Linked DNA regions of Homo sapiens: region 2 is linked to region 1. Evidence: chromatin loops called from intact Hi-C (ENCODE). Cell type or tissue: mammary epithelial cell. All regions are shown on one strand.

Region 1 (8,000 bases):
TTTACTTGAGTAATTCAAATTTAATGAAAAAATAAATTTGAGAGGATTTCTATGAGCCGAATGGAGTTGTTTCCAAAATATATTTTTAAGTGCAAAAAAGTTCCATTTTTTTTTTGTAAAACCATTACAATTTATAAAAATGGAATGTGGGAAGAGTAAGTCCAGAAATAATGAAAATGATTACCTATGAAAGTAATAAATGGGGAGAAAAGGGTAGAGATGAAAGAGTCACTATCTTTTTACAATTTTTGAGTTTTGAGCCATATAAATGATTTACTGAATACAAAATTAAATAAAAATGATGGGAGGCCACAGGCTCACGCCTGTAATCCCAGCACGTTGAGAGGCTGAGGTGGGTGGATCACGAGGTCAGGAGTTCATGACCAGCCTGGCCAACGTGGTGAAACCTCGTCTCTACTAAAAATACAAAAAATCAGCCAGGCGTGGTGGCACGCGCCTGTAATCCCAGCTACTCAGGAGGCTGAGACAGGAGAATCACTTGAACCCGGGAGGTTGCAGTGAGCCAAGATGGCACCACTGCACTCCAGCCTGGGTGACAGAGCAAGACTCTGTCTCAAAAAAGAGAAAAACCAAATGATGGGAAAAGCAATAGAAACAAACGAACTTGCCTGTCAAATTGATAGCAACCACACTGACAGTGGAAGTAATTCCAGGACTGTGCGTGCACACTCTTAGTGGGCTATATTTTAAGGATGAAATAACCGCCACTAAACCATGAACTTGGTAGAGCAGTTGTCAGTAGTGGCATTGGTGTAGTTATTCGTTTGCACTGTGAAGTGGAGTTAATATATGGATGTTACTGTCAGCCAGAGTTCTCACTGTGGAAGAAGAGAGGTTCAAGTATGGCATAGGGGGCCGGGCATGGTGGCTCACGCCTGTAATCCCAGCACTTTGGGAGGCCCAGATGGGAGGATCATGAGGTTAGGAGATCGAGACCATCCTGGCTAACACGGTGAAACCCCGTCTCTACTAAAAATACAAAAAAATTAGCCGGGCGTAGTGGCGGGCACCTGTAATCCCAGCTACTTGGGAGGCTGAGGCAGGAGAATGGCGTGAACCCAGGAGGCGGAGCTTGCAGTGAGCCGAGATCATGCCACTGCACTCCAGTGTGGGCGACTGAGCAAAACTCTGTCTCAAAAAAAAAAAAAAAAAAAAGTATGGCATAAGGAAAGCGTGGGAGAAACCTGGGGTGTTGAATTTGATTTGGAACAATCATTGTAAGCTAATAATTAAAATTTAACTAAAACAGCAGTGAGGACACCTTTCCCCAGATCTTGGTTTCTAAAGACCATTCCTCACCAACTCCTCAAAGTAATGGACAGGGAACATACAAGGTGAGTCTGGAGCAAAAGGAAGGGCTCAAAGACTGATGTGGACAAACTATTAATAAAAGGACACAGGATCTGTTGGACGAGGCTCCGATGGTCTACTCGGGAACAACTGAAATATTGAAAGAAGAGTGATGGGAATGGCTTATCACATAGTAAATGAAAAACTCCATGAGTTTATGGTGACACTAAAAAAGGCAGAAGGGAGTTCTGTCTTACAGAACAACAGAACTAATGCATTCGAAAGCCATGAAAGGATCAGAAAATCATCATCTTGCAACCCATAATTGGTTCAAAGATCATATCAGTAAATGCTAAAACCAATAGACAGATAGGTTGTTGGAGTATAGAATATTCACATGGTCTCAAAGAATTGTCCCATGCATGAGATCAATCACAATAGGTATAGGGTACAATGGAGTGGCCGGGCGGTCTGGTGGATGCCACCTACACCAAGCATGACAGCCACCAAGGTGCTCTGTTCAGCTCTCCCTTCAAGAGGACCCACTGTGGGAAGCACATTTGATGGACAGTTCAGTGGCCGTAACTTTTAACCCACCAGTGGTCTACTCTGCTGTCACACTTGACACAGCCACAACTGAACACAGTGGGAATACTAGAACCAGGCCATTCCTGCCCTATGTGGGATTCCTCTATCAGCGCCTTGACTTGGGAACTCCCTATCAGCCTGGCCAAGACATTCCCGGAATTCTGCTGCTGTCTGGCGCTCTTCCTCCCCAGTCCTTCCCTCTTGCTCTCCTTTCCTAGGTGTTAAATGTGCACAGCACCCAAACTCTCCCTGCTGCCTTCTGCTCCCTCTCTGTCCTACACAGGTGTTTCCACCAATACATCTCTTTCTCTTGCACATTGAATCCTATCTTGGCATCCACTTCCTGGAGGACCTGAACTGGCACACCACATGATCACACTTAGCATTGCCAGTAATTTCTGTCTGCCGGATCTGCCCCTTACATACACAGGCTCTGGCTTCTGTGTTGTGCTATGGAATAACTGAGTGACCTTGGCCAGAGCAGTAAACCCCTTGGAGCCTCAGTTTTCTTTTCTGTAAAATGGGGCTTCGTGGGGGTGATTGTGAGGATTAAATGAGATAGCATATGAAATGAGCCTGGCACACAGTAGGTGCTCATTAAACCTGCTATGATGTCACCTTGGGGCTATTGTCATTCCTCTAGGATCTTTTATCAGGAGTGGGTTACTTATCTTCCCTGTGTCTCATTTCTAAATCAGGATATGTATTGTACTTACTTTGCAGGGTTATTGTGAGGATTAATGAAAACCAGTGGTTTGGGTAATGCCCTCAGACACTGCATGCGTGGCACACAGTAAGCACTCAGTAAGTGTGGGCTGCTCTTATCATGAGGGCCATGCTATCTGCTGTCTTATCAGCTCAGGCTGCCGTAACAAAATACCATAGACTGCATGACTGGAACAACAGACATTTATTTCTCAAAGTTCTGGAGGCTAGAAATTCAAGTTGGAGGTGCTGGCCAATTCAGATCCTGGTGAGGACTCTCTTCCTGACGTGCAGACAGCCACCTTCTTACTGTGTCCTCACAAGATGGAGAATGAGAGGGAGCTCTCTGGTATCTTTTCTTATAAGGGTGTTAATTCCATCACAAGGGTGTTAATTCCTTGCCCTCATGATGTCGTCTAACCCTCATTACCTTCCAAAGGCCCATCTCCAAGTACCATCACATTGGGTGTTAGGGATTCAACATGAATTTTGGGGGGTCACCATTCAGTCCATAGAAGTGGGACACAGATGATGCTCAATAAATGTTATTTTCATTCTTTTCGTCTCTCCTTCTCCCTCTGGCAAATAAAGCCTGGACCCGGAGTTTGATTGTGGTTGTGCTATGGAATAACTGAGTGACCTTGGCCAGAGCAGTAAACCCCTTGGAGCCTCAGTTTTCTTTTCTGTAAAATGGGGCTTCGTGGGGGTGATTGTGAGGATTAAATGAGATAGCATATGAAATGAGCCTGGCACACAGTAGGTGCTCATTAAACCTGCTATGATGTCACCTTGGGGCTATTGTCATTCCTCTAGGATCTTTTATCAGGAGTCCTACATTCTTGACTCCTGCCAGATGGGGGCACTCACTGCCTTCTTATTCCTCGTGTGCTCAGTGGACGTCCCTGAGAAGCGGGCTGACTCGCCACCAGAGGGCTTTGTCACCGCCCTTCAAACGATCCTCAGGCACACAGACAGACAGACAGACAGAGGGAGTCCTGGATGAATGGCAAACCCTTCAGATTCTAATTTGTTTCTCAATCAGTTGCTTCCTCGTGTGAAATGAGGGGACAGACAGCTGATCTTTCTGAGCTGCCCATGGCTGGGACCACTGCCTCCATTCCCAACACCCTGCTGGGGACCCCGCCTTCCAAAGAACATGCCCCAGGCACACAGGTGAGCTCCCGCCATGCACTCCCCGTGAAAGGGAAGCCGTCTGGAGGCAGTGTGGCACCTGAAGACGCTGGAGCTGCTGCTGTCAGGGACACACGCCCTGCCCATTCATCTGCCTTCTGCGCCGGGAGCCCCCGCAGATGCGGAAGATGCAGGGAATGATTCAGCCCCAGCCTTAGTAAGTCAATTTCCACTCATTCACAACTTACGATGGTTTCACACAGGGTGCTGGATTGATGCTTCGTGTTACTCAGCAAGGCTTGCTTCTGCGAGAGGGAGGAGCAGTGGTGGTGGGGGGAACCCTTCCTCGGTGAGGCCTACTTGTCCAGCACAGTGCTCAGGGCCCTGCAAGAGTCCCAGCGGGAGAGTGACTTGCTCAAGGTCACACAGCTCAAGGGGCAAACTGGATTTGAACCCAGACTGTGGGGCTCCAGGGAACCATGGTGGGGTGCACCCCTCCCACCACCACCAGTCTTAGATTGGCAGCCTTTTGTGGAGCGTCCATGCTGTGCCCAGGCCTGTGCGGGAAGCCTCTGGAAGACGCAGGGAGAGTGGCCGGCCTTGTGGCAAGATAGGACACATGTATTGCTATTACTGTTTATTACCACCCTCTCTAACTCTGATCCTTAGAGAAAAAGAGGCACTGAAGAAAATGAGTAAAGAGGAGCAGAGTTTCTTTTTTCCTCCCAAGTGAATCATTGAAAGAAGTAAGTTTCCCTTCAATTTACATTTCAGTTTGGGCCTTTAAAAGCAGTTCTTTTTTTAGTTGTTTGACTAAATATATCTCTCAGTGAACATGTGCACCGATTTTTGGTTGTCTTGTAATTTTTTTCCTGATGACTGGTGTTATGGTTAGAGTCTGGGTTCTAGAGTCCTGTTGACCTGGGTATGAATTCGGGCTCCGTTGCCACATGAGCTGTGTGACTTTGGACAAATAACTTAACCTCTCTGAGACTCATATTCTCATCTGAAAAACAGGGAAATTAGAGTATCTTTCTTACATGTTCTTTGAAGAACTTTTTAAATATGCTTTTTTTTTTTTTTTTTAAAGATGAGATCTGGCTATGTTGCCCAGGCTGGAGTACAGCGGCTAATCACAGGCATGATCCTCATACACTGTAGCCTCGCACTCCTGGCTTCAAGTGATTCTCCTGCCTCAGCCTCCCAAGTAGCTGGGACTACAGGTGTGTACCACTGCACCTGGCTAATATACTCTTTATTTTTTTGGTGAGACAGAGTCTCACTCTGTCACTCAGGCTGGAGGGCTGTGGTGTGATCAAGCTCACTGCAGTCTCTGCCTCCCAGGCTCAAGCAATCCTCCGGTCCCAGCCTCCCAAGTAGCTGGGACTGCAGATGCGCACCACCATGCCTGGCTAATTTTATTTTTATTTTTATTTTTTTAGTAGAGACGAGGTCTTGCTATATTGCTCAGGCTGGTCTCAAACTCCTGAACTCAAGCAGTCCTCCCACCTCAGCCTCCCAAAGTGCTGAGATTACAGGCATAAGCCTCCACACCTGGCCTAATATACTTTTTATGATGAAAAATTTCAAAAACAAATAAAAACATAGAGAATAATATAATTTGAAGTCCAATGTACTGATCTTGCAGCTATGTCTTCAACTTCTGGCCACTCTTGTTTCATCAATTTTACTTGTAACTATTATAATATGTATCTCTAAAACAGGGGGCCCCAACCCTGGGGCCATGGACTGGTGTGGGTCTGTGGCCTGTTAGAAACCAGGCCGCATAGCAGGAGGTGAGCAGTGGGTAAGTGAGTGAGGGAAACTTCATCTGTATTTACAGTTGCTCCCCGTCGCTCACATTACCCTTGAACTCTGCCTCCTGTCAGAGCAGTGGCAACATTAGATTTGAATAGGAGCACAAAACCTATTGTGAGCTGCGCATGTGAGGGATCTGGGTTGCGGCTCCTTATAAGAATCTAATGCCTGATGATCTGTCACTGTCTCCCATCACCCCTAGATAGGACCGTCTAGTTGCAGGAAAACAAGCTCAGGGCTCCCACTACTCTACACGATGGTGAGTTGTGTAATTATTTCATTATACATTACAATGTAATAATAATAGAAATAAAGTGCACAATACATGTAATGTGCTTGAATCATCCCAAAACCATCCCCTGCTCTCCCCGCCCTGTCCATGGTTTTGGACCGTGTATTTTGTCTTCCACAAAACCAGTCCCTTGTGCCAAAAAGGTTGGGGATGGCTGCTCCACATGGTAAGGTTTTTCTTTTACAACATAACTGTTGTAATCAGGATTATAATTGTAATCCTGATGATCATTTGTGGAGGACTTACTGTGTGCTGAGCCACGCTTTTATAGCCCTTTGAGGTAACAGTGACTATCTTCATCTGTAGGTGAGAACAAAGAGGCACAGAGAGGTTGAGGATTTTTCCAGGTCACACAGCAGCAAGCAGTGGAGCTGGAGTTTGAAATGAAAGCCTGTCTGACTCCGGAGCCTGTGCCCTTTGTCTGTGTGTGCTATTATCATCAGCATTCTGTGTGGCTTGTCTGTTTCGATTATAAACTGTTCAAGGTTAGGGCCCCACCTTAGCTTTCTGTATTTTCACAATCTCCAGCTGTTCCATGATTGTCAGACTGATCATCATCATCATCATCATCATCATCATTGGTTTGCACGACCAGCAAGTGCTTGTTAAATACCTAGCTGGAGGACTGCACTCAGACCCTGTGCATGTAAAAGTCACAGTCTCTGCCCTCTAAGTTTCTTATATAATCTGCCAGAGATCAGTTTAGACATAACAGCAAGATGGGAAAACTGATGGGTATCTTCCTGCTGATGAGGCTGATTTCTTCTCTGTCTGAGTGGCCTCAGATTCCACATGAAGATGAAGATGTGGGCATGAGCTGAACAGACATTCCTCTGTGTCCACTGTTGTGCCATGAGTAGTACTAGAATCTGGGGATAGTGGAGGAAATACGATGTGGGGCCTTTGAGGCCAGGGAGGGAATTTGGATTTTACTCTTAGTGTGATGGGAAACCAGTGGATGGTTTTAAAGCGTGATGCAATCCCACTTTGCCACACTCTAGCAAGTGAAATCCCTCCTTTCAGCCTCTTGGGTGGTGGGGCAGGTGCGTCCAGCCGGGTCCTGGGTGCTGCCTGGTGTTCACCTCTTGGCAGCCAGCCACGCTGCTGGCCTGGGACAGGTCCACGCATGCAGCACACCCAGGCCCTGCTTTCCTTCTGCCTCCGGCTTCCCCGGCATCTCCATGCTGCCTCCAGAGAGGTCCTTCCAGAGGGCTTCACCACATTCCTCTTTGTGGCTTCCATCACCTTCTAGGTAAAGTCAGGCCACTGTAGCCTGCCTGCTTGCCTGATGGGTCCCTCATGACCCGGATCCTACTCACCCTCCCGCATCGCCTCTTCCCGCTGCTGCTCAAGCTCATATGTCTTACGCTCCGGAACCGGCAGCCCCTGTTCTTCCAGACCTCTGGGTCTTTGTCATGCTCTTGCCACTGTCTGCAGTGCTTTCCACCCTGGTTGACCTGGTGAACTCCTAATTATTCATCAAGGCCCAACCTAAAGATGACTCTTCTCAAAGCCTTCCCTGACTTCCCCATGCTTGGGGAGGTGCCTGTTTCTATTGGTGTGCTTTTGGCAGTATGTAACAGACCCCTCAACTAAAAGAAGCTTAAGCAATGAGAAATCGATCATTTCATTTAACAAGCAACCTGGAGGTAGGACAGTTCCAAGATTGTTTGATTCAGGGACAACCAGGTCTTTCTTTTTTTTTTTTTTTTGAGATGGAGTCTTGCTTAGTCCCCCAGGTTGGAGTGCAATGGTGTGATCTCGGCTCACTGCAACCTCTGCCTCCCAGGATCAAGTGATTCTCCTACCTCAGCCTCCTGAGTAGCTGGGATTACAGGCACCCGCCATCATGCCTGGCTACTTTTTCTATTTTTGTAGAGATGGTGTTTTCACCATGTTGGCCAGGCTGGTCTTGAACTCCTGACCTCAGGTGATCAGTCCGCATCAGCATCCCAAAGTGCTGGGATTACAGGCGTGAGCCACCACACCCAGCCACAACCAGGTCTTTCTTCTTTGCCATCTAGGTTGTTGGTGATGACTCCCCTCATGATGACAAAATGGCTGCCACAGCTCCAGACAAATCTGCATATGACATCCAGAGAGGGGTGGTACTTTGTTTTCCATAGCGGGGAGGAGAAGCTTTCTCAGGAGCCCG
Region 2 (8,000 bases), 80 kb after region 1:
TTTATGTCTAATACAATGAGGCATGAAAGCAGCAGGTTAAAGAGGAGATGACCCAGGCTCTGGAATGAGATGGGCTGCTCACTAACTTACTGGCTGTGATGGTTAATACTGAGTGTCAACTTGACTGGATTGAAGAATACAAAGTATTGATCCTCGGTGTGTCTGTGAGGGTGTTGCCAAAGGAGATTAACATTGGAGTCAGTGGGCTGGAAAAAGCAGACCCACTCTTTATCTGGGTGGGCACCATCTAATCAGCTGCTAGCACGGCTAGAATATAAGCAGGCAAAAAAATGCGAAAAGAGAGACTGGCCTAGCCTCCCAGCCTGTATCTTTCTCCCATGCTGGATGCTTCCTGCCCTCGAACACCGGACTCCAAGTTCTTCAGTTTTGGAACTCGGACTGGCTCTCAGCCTGCAGACGGCCTATTGTGGGACCTTATGATCACGTGAGTTAATACGTAATAAACTCCCCTTTATATGTATATCTATTCCATTAGTTCTGTCCCTCTAGAGAACCCTGACTAATACAGCGACCCTAGGAAAACAACTAGGCCTTCCTCTGCCATGCTATTATTACAATGGTGATAATAACAGAATGTGCTGCTGGGGGTTATCAGGAAGATTAAACAGGGTCATGGACGGGAAGCTCTTGGCTGATGCCTGGCACACAGCGGTTTTCAATAAACAGTGGTAATTCCATTTTAGGTGGAATTTGCTTTCTTTCTTTTTTTTGAGATGGAGTCACGCTCTGTCGCCAGGCTGGAGTGCAGTGGCGCGATCTCGGCTCACTGCAACCTCCGCCTCCCAGATTTTCCTGCCTCAGCCTCCCGAGTAGCTGGGACTACAGGCGTGTGCCACCATGCCCAGCTAATTTTTGTATTTTTAGTAGAGACGGGGTTTCAGGCTGGTCTCGTTCTCCTGACCTCATGATCCGCCCGCCTCAGCCTCCCAAAGTGCTGGATTACAGGCATGAGCCACTGCGCCTGGCTGGAATTTGCTTTCAATATTTAGGATATTTAGCTTCCTCTTTAATCATCCAAGTCATCTCACTGTTAAAAAAGAATTTTCTTTTTTGCCTTCTTGCAATGAATCAGAGCCCTGAATGAAGGCAGGGAGAAGGCAAAAAGTATTTCTTTTCAGATCAAGGTTCCCCTTTCCTAGGATGCCTTGGGCTGGGGCGTGACTAATCCTTCTCTAAACAAGTCCATGGCCATGTCCTCTCTTGGGAGAGTGGCTGAGAGCTCAGGCCCTGATGCCAGGTGAGTTTGAATCTGGTTCCAGCTGTGTGGCCATGGGCAAGCCACTTCGCCTCTCTGAGCCTAAGGACAGTATGTACAGCATGGTACTGTTGAGGTGTTATATACAGTGAGATCTACAAAGCTTATCTAGGCACATATTCAGCAGTTGTAAACTATTAGCAACAATTCGTCATTCACTGAATAGATATTTATTGAGCACCTAGAATCTGCCACATGTTGGACTTTACACCACAGACATAGCACTTCATTCAAAAACAGACCCAACAATAAGTAAACAAATACAGACATAGATATGTCAGGGTGCTGAGCACCATGAAGAAACATAAAGCAGGGGAAGGGATAGCGTACGATGGGGGCATGGGTTGGGGTATTTAACTAGGACACTGCAGGAAGTCCTATTGCAAATGGGCTGTTTGAGCAGAGCCCTGAATGAAGGCGGGAGAAGGGAGCCTGTCTGTGATGTCTCCTGACCAGGGTCTGGTGGCGGCAGAGACTGGGACTGCAGCCCCGCATTGGCAGCAGGTCTTCCACGATGGGGTGTTCCTCCCAGCTCCCCCCCTCCCTCCTCCTGCTTCTGCTCCCTTTTGGCAACCCCAAGAGGCTGAGAATGTCCTTGGCCACGCTGCTCCCTGGGGCCAGGGCTGTCTCCCCAAGAAGGAGTCCAGTCTTCCCTGTGGAGCTCATGACAGTATTCCCTGGGAACACAAGCCGCGCAGAGGAGACGCCCCGGGAGTTAACAAAGGCACTGAACTATTTAGCTTAATCTCTGACTTCTCTCTCTTGACCTCTCCTCCAACCAAGTAGATAAATGGCCTCGCTCTGTTCAGTGCTTGGCTCGGGTCACAATAAATCAGCTGGCTGTGTATGCATGCACGCTTACTCTCCCAAGCTGAGGCCAGCCTTCCTGTGATAAACCACCAGTATTTATTCCAGTCTGTCCTGTGTGTGTCCTGGAAACAGAAATAATTTGGGGTTGGGGTGTGTTTTCAGGTTCATGCTCTGCTCTTCTTATCCCACAGAGTTTGACAGAGCTAAGCCAAGCCAGAGTTACGCTGACACACAAAAATGACACAGGCTAAATCACAAACCCTGCAAAGGCTGCTGAGTTTCATCATCCCCGTCCCAAAGGCAAGCCCCTCTTCCCTTGAGTAAGGATACCTAATGTGTGTCAGGGGATTCACCAGATGCAGACAGGAACCAAGCCCCATCCTGCCCTAGAAGAGCCTGCAGGCCGGTGAGGAGGGCAGACAACTTTCACCCAGGACAAAAGTTGCTAAGAGAATAAAGAGACATCACATTTTCTTGAGTACTCACTATGCACCAGGAGTTGTTCCAAGATCCCAATTAGCAGTAACGCATTTAAACCTCAGAGCAGCTCAACATGGTAGAGGTGTGTTCCCATCCACAGCACTGCACTGACACCAGACAGCCTGGGAGGGCTGTGGGAGCCAGACTGGGTATGACTCTGTGGCCTGGGGTCAGATGTCTGCAGCTTCCCAGAGAAGAACACACTTGATTGAGCCTTGTTGGGGTGAAGAAGCACCTGACAAGTGGAAAATAATTCCAGGCAGAAGGACCAGTGTGGGCCAAGAAAGGCACATGTGGTCCTGTGGTGTACTCTCAACCACCCAGGTCCTATTATCGTGCCCATTTTCAGAGATCAGTGAGGTTGAGCAAGTTGCCCAGGGACACACAGGAGACTGTTCAGATTTTCACTCCTGGTCACCAACTACTGGGTCTACTGCCTCCAGACAATGCAGGTCACAGGGGCACATCATATGGGACCTCCTGGAGGGCTCGTTCTCATCTCAGATGTCAGGAGGCACGGCCCAGAACGTGCAGGGCCCTGAGATCTGTGCTCAGCGGCTTGGACTGGAGGCTGAGTAGACCAGTTGTGAGCAGGCTCTGGAGGCTATGGCCCCAGCAGCCCTAGTGGCTTAGCAGGAAGACCACAGCCTGCACCAGCCACTCACTTCCAGACCCCACACCAGAGGCCCCTGAAAGGGGGCAGGATGTGCCTCTGGACTTGCAGACACCCACCCCCCATGACAGTCCTCCAGGGGCCCATCAATCCCCACAGCCTTTCCTTCTTCTTCAAGGGCCTCCGCCCTAGAGAGGGACTTTTTCGTGAGAAAACAGAGGTGCCTTACCCCACCCAGTTCCCCTTCCACACTGGGAAGGCAGGGCTCGGAAGGCAGGGCTCAGACCGCAGGGAGGGATGGAGAAGGGGGAGCTCGGAGGCTGCTGGAATGAACTGGGCTGGGGGTGGGAGGCATTTCTGTAAAGGAGGACTCGAGGCCTCCAGGGGCTGGGGCGGGAGGCAGTCAGGCTGCTCGAGATTCTGGCCACTTGGCGCAGTCATATTTCAGAGCCTCGGCTTCCTCACCTGTAACCTGGGGACAGTGGTCGTTCCTTGAGGCACGCCAGGAGGGGAGAATGAAGCGGAATATGGAAAGGGCCTCCCCTTTAGTAGCTGTTCCCGGCACAAGGAGTTTGGGTGGTGGGTCCCCGGGAGGACCTATTTATTGTTAGTATGAGCCATGACGGCAATCATCTAGCAATGCCTGCTGCGGCACGAGACCAGAATGGCGGACACGGTGGAGAAAGGCAGCCCTGGTTGAACTCAGCCGCACGGGGCTGTTTTCCTTCTGCTGGTGGCTGCGGCTGGGGGGTGGAGGGGGCGGGTGGGGGCTGAGCTCAGCTCTTAGCTGGAGATGTCTCAGCATCTGATGTGACACTGCTGTTGTTTTTGGCTTCACATCCAAGACTCTTTCGCGGCTAATTACTCACTGTCTTGGGAGACTGGCCCAGGAACCTGAGAAAGGAGAGAGGAGAGAGAGTGCCGGTTTCTGTTTTGCAACCAGTTAAGGAGGCAGCAGTGCTGGGACCCATGGACCTGGCTGGAAGGAATAAAGTCTTTTGCACGCTCTCAGCTTTATTGAGATATAATCCACGTACAATAAAATTCACAGTTTGGATAAACCTACTAAAAACCTACAAAACCCACAAAACCAAAAAATCATCACCCCCCCCCATCAAGATTTAGAATCTCTCCAATAACATTTCCTCTTGCCCCATCTGTCAATACCCACTCTGCCCTAACTAATCACTAATCTGCCTTCTGTCACTATGTGTTGGTTTCACCTTTTCTAAAATTTTATATGGATGAAATCACCTAGGATGGACTCTTTGGCATCAGGCTATTTTCATGCCACGAAATGTTTCTGAGATTCACCTACATTGCTGAGTGAATCACAGGTCCATTCCTTTTTTTTTTTTTCTTTCGAGATGGAGTCTTGCTTTGTCGCCCAGTCTGGAGTGCAGTGGCGCGATCTCGACTCACTGCAACCTCCGCCTCCCAGGTTCAAGCAATTCTCCTGCCTCAGCCTCCCGAGTCGCTGGGATTATAGGGACCCACCACCACGCCTGGCTAATTTTTGTATTTTTAGTAGCTGGGATGACAGGCGTGCACCCCTACACGCGGTTAATTTTTGTATTCTTAGTAGAGATAGGGTTTCACCATATTGGCCAGGCTGGTCTCGAACTCCCAACCTCAAGTGATCCACCCCCCCCGGGCCTCCCAAAGTGCTGAGATAACAGGCGTGAGCCATCACACCCGGCCGGGTCCATTCCTTTTTAGTGCCAAGTTGTATTGCATTTATGTGGACACGACACAATTAATTTACTCATTCATTTACTAATAACCATTTTAGGTTGTTTCCAGTCTTTGGGTGAACATATGCTCTCATTTCTCTTGAGTAAATACCAGGAGAGTAAATATCAGTGGAGTTATTAGTGCATATTATAAATGTATGTTTAGTTTTATAAGGAACTTCCAGTCTTTTCCCAAAGAGGCTGTACATTTTACACTCCCATCAGCAATGTCTAAGAGTTCTAGTTACTCCATATCCTTGCCATCACTTGATATTGGAAATCTTTTAAATTTTAGCCATGTTGTTAGTAGGGGTTAGTAGGTATCTTACTGTGGTTTCAATTTGCATTTCTCCGGTGATTAATAATGTTAAGTATCTTTTCACAGGCTTGCATCTCATATGGGATTTTGAAAATGAAATGTGGGGAGTCTTGAACCAAGGCCTTGACACTCCCATGAGAAGACCTTGGAAATTTGGGAGGGGATTAGAGGATCATGTGCCATTATCCCTACCTCTCCTAACCTAACTTTTAAAACTGGAATGGTTTATTACATGAGTAATATACATAAATGTATTCATCTTGCAAGAATAGGAAAAATGTCTTATGTAAGACTTGAGACTCCCATGAATGCACTGAGGGATCCCTTTATAACCCCTTGTTTCTTCTCAGAGATCCTTCTTTATTTTTAGTTTTTTGAGACAAGGTCTTGCTTTATGGCCTAAGCTGGAGTGCAGTGGTGCGATCACAGCTCACTGCAACTTCCAGCTCCCAGGCTCAAGTGATCCTCCCACCTCAGCCTCCCAAGCAGTTGGGACCACAGATGCGTGCCCCATGTCCAACTAATTTAATTTTTTTTTTTTGTGGAGACAGGGTTTTGCCATGTTGCCCAGGCTAGTCTTGAACTCCTGAGCTCAAGCGATCTGCCTGATTCAGCCTTCCAACATGCTGGGATTACAGGCGTGAGCTACCACGCCCAGCCCCTTCTTTATATTTGCAGACATGTCCCCCCCATCACAAATATCCAGTATATGTTTTTATGGGTGTGTTCTTACATGCATGATAAAATGCTGTACAAATCATTCTTCAGCTTGCTTTTCCCAATCATCAAACTCTCTTAGAGGTCTTGCCATGTCAGTACATGTTGATCTGCCTTGTTCTTTTTGTTGGTTAGAATTCCATTGTAAGGATGAATCATAGTTTATGAATCAATTTTCCTACTGCTGGATACTTAGGTTTGCTCGTGGTGTTTTGTTGTTGCAGTGGTGCAACAAACATCCTTGTCCTTGCTTTCTTTGCTGATATGTGTGTGTTTCTCAAGGCAGATTCCAAGGAGTGGAACCATCAAGGTTTTGTATCAGTTATCTATTGCCACAACAATACTGTGTAACAAACAACTCAAGATTTAATGGCTTAAAACAACAATCGTTTATTCTCATCAGTCAACTGGTTGTTGGTTGGGTAGTTCTGCTGATCTGACCTCAGCTTAACTGATCACAGCTGAGTGTTACTTATGTGTTCAGGGCTGGCTGGCGGGTCAGCTGGGGGCTGGCTGGTCTTGGATGGTCTTAGCTGGGAAACTCATCTCTGCTTTATGTGGCCTCTCTTCCTCAATCAGACTGGCTTGGGTTCATTCCCGTGGTGGGGACAGGGGCCTGAGAGAGAGTGGAATTACTCAGGGCTTCTTGAAGTCTGGGCTTAGAACTGGCTCACCATCACTCATGCTCCATTCTATCAGCCAAAGCAGATCAGGAGACCCCACAGATTCAACAGATGGGAAAATAAAATCCACTACAGTCTGCCTCCTGGGCTCAAGTGATCCTCCCACCCCAACCTCCTGAGTAGCTGGGACTACAGGTGTTCACCACCACGCTTGGCTAATTTGTAAATTTTTTTGTAGAATGGAAGTCTCATTATTGCTCAGACTGGAAAACTCACTTCTTGATAGGAAGAGTGGCAAGTCACATTGCAAAGGGTATGAACACAGGGAGGGGAGGAATTGGGGCCATTTTTTGCAGTCTACTATGGTTTTTGAATATGTACATTTTCCATTTTATTGGATATGCCGAATTGCTCTCCTAAATGGTTGGTTCAGTCTACACCCCATGGGCAGTGGGCAGGAGAGACCGTTTCCCTATAACGTGTCATGCATAGAGTCTGTGCACTTTGCCAGCATGCGGGCCAGATCTGTGATTCTCCAACATAGTGCAAGAGCTTACAAGGCTACAGGAGAAGTGAAATGCACCCTCCAAGAGGCTTCGTTTTACTCATCTTTATGGAGGCAAAAACCCATTTCTAAAAATTGAAACAAACATGGAGATAATGCATGACCGTGCAAAATTCATGTGACGTTTAAAGATAAACCATAAGATTTCAAAGAAACGTCTTGCTAGCAAGGCCAGCTACTTCAGACTTGACACTGTACACTCAGAACTTCTGCATTTGCTCATTTGTGTGCCCAGTGAATATTTAGAGATTGCCTCCGGCATACCATGCATGGTTCCTCGTATGGGGTCATAGCAGTAGATGTGAGAGTCAAGGACTCCGTCATATTGGAGTTAAACATATAGGGGGAGGAAAGAGATTCTAAACATTAATAATTTCCGAAAGTAATAAATGCCATGAAGAAAATAAAACAGGGTGATATGATAGAGAGCCACCAGGGCTGGCGGCTGTGACCTTAGTCTGGGAGGTCAGGGAAGGTGATTTGAGTAGGTGACATTTGAGTTGAGCCCTAAGTGACAAGAAGGAGACAGCAAACTTGAAGAGCTGAGCTTGGAAGTGTGTATCAGCCTGAGGAAACACAATGCAAAGGCCCTGGGGTAGGAACAAGCTTGGTGCTGCCTAGCAACAGTGGGGAGGCCAGTGAGGCGGAAGCCCAGGGAGCCCAGGAGAGAAAGGCAGGAGAGGAAGACATAAAGGGTGGCAGAGGCCAGATGGCTATTGAGCACTCACTTGTGCCAAGCACTGTGTTAGCTACCTTCACAGTCTTCTGCCCTTGGGGCAGAGAAGAAGTCAGTGCACCCTCTGCAGGTCTGCTATGAGCTGGTTAAAATGGATTTACATCACAAGCAGCAAGAACCAGGGGAGG

The links. Hi-C counts contacts between places; a loop is a spot of excess contacts. Peaks named below come from ENCODE experiments on the same cell type or tissue, not always from the same donor. Only the 100,000 strongest peaks of a DNase experiment are listed, where the experiment ranks them.
Region 2: a loop joins it to region 1, with 2.9 times the contacts of the local background. A loop is called at or near these places in 5 of 110 quality-filtered maps.

The regions. Positions count from the first base shown.
Region 1 is chr5:172,475,653-172,483,652 of GRCh38, forward strand. LOC105377727 (a long non-coding RNA gene) reads left to right here and starts at 3,399. Exons shown (of 2, transcript XR_941225.3): 1 at 3,399-3,952. RefSeq lists enhancers at 3,431-4,052, 4,053-4,672. In mammary epithelial cell, a CTCF peak has its summit at 3,522 (motif pointing right); a DNase peak (open chromatin) is centred at 3,499.
Region 2 is chr5:172,555,295-172,563,294 of GRCh38, forward strand. It overlaps LINC01944 (long intergenic non-protein coding RNA 1944), which reads right to left and starts at 3,720. Exons shown (of 3, transcript NR_146726.1): 1 at 3,645-3,720; 2 at 2,573-2,801; 3 at 1,431-2,208. In mammary epithelial cell, no CTCF peak of the experiment used is centred here; DNase peaks (open chromatin) are centred at 4,037, 4,447 and 6,047; H3K4me3 peaks cover 223 bases; H3K27ac peaks cover 1,660 bases.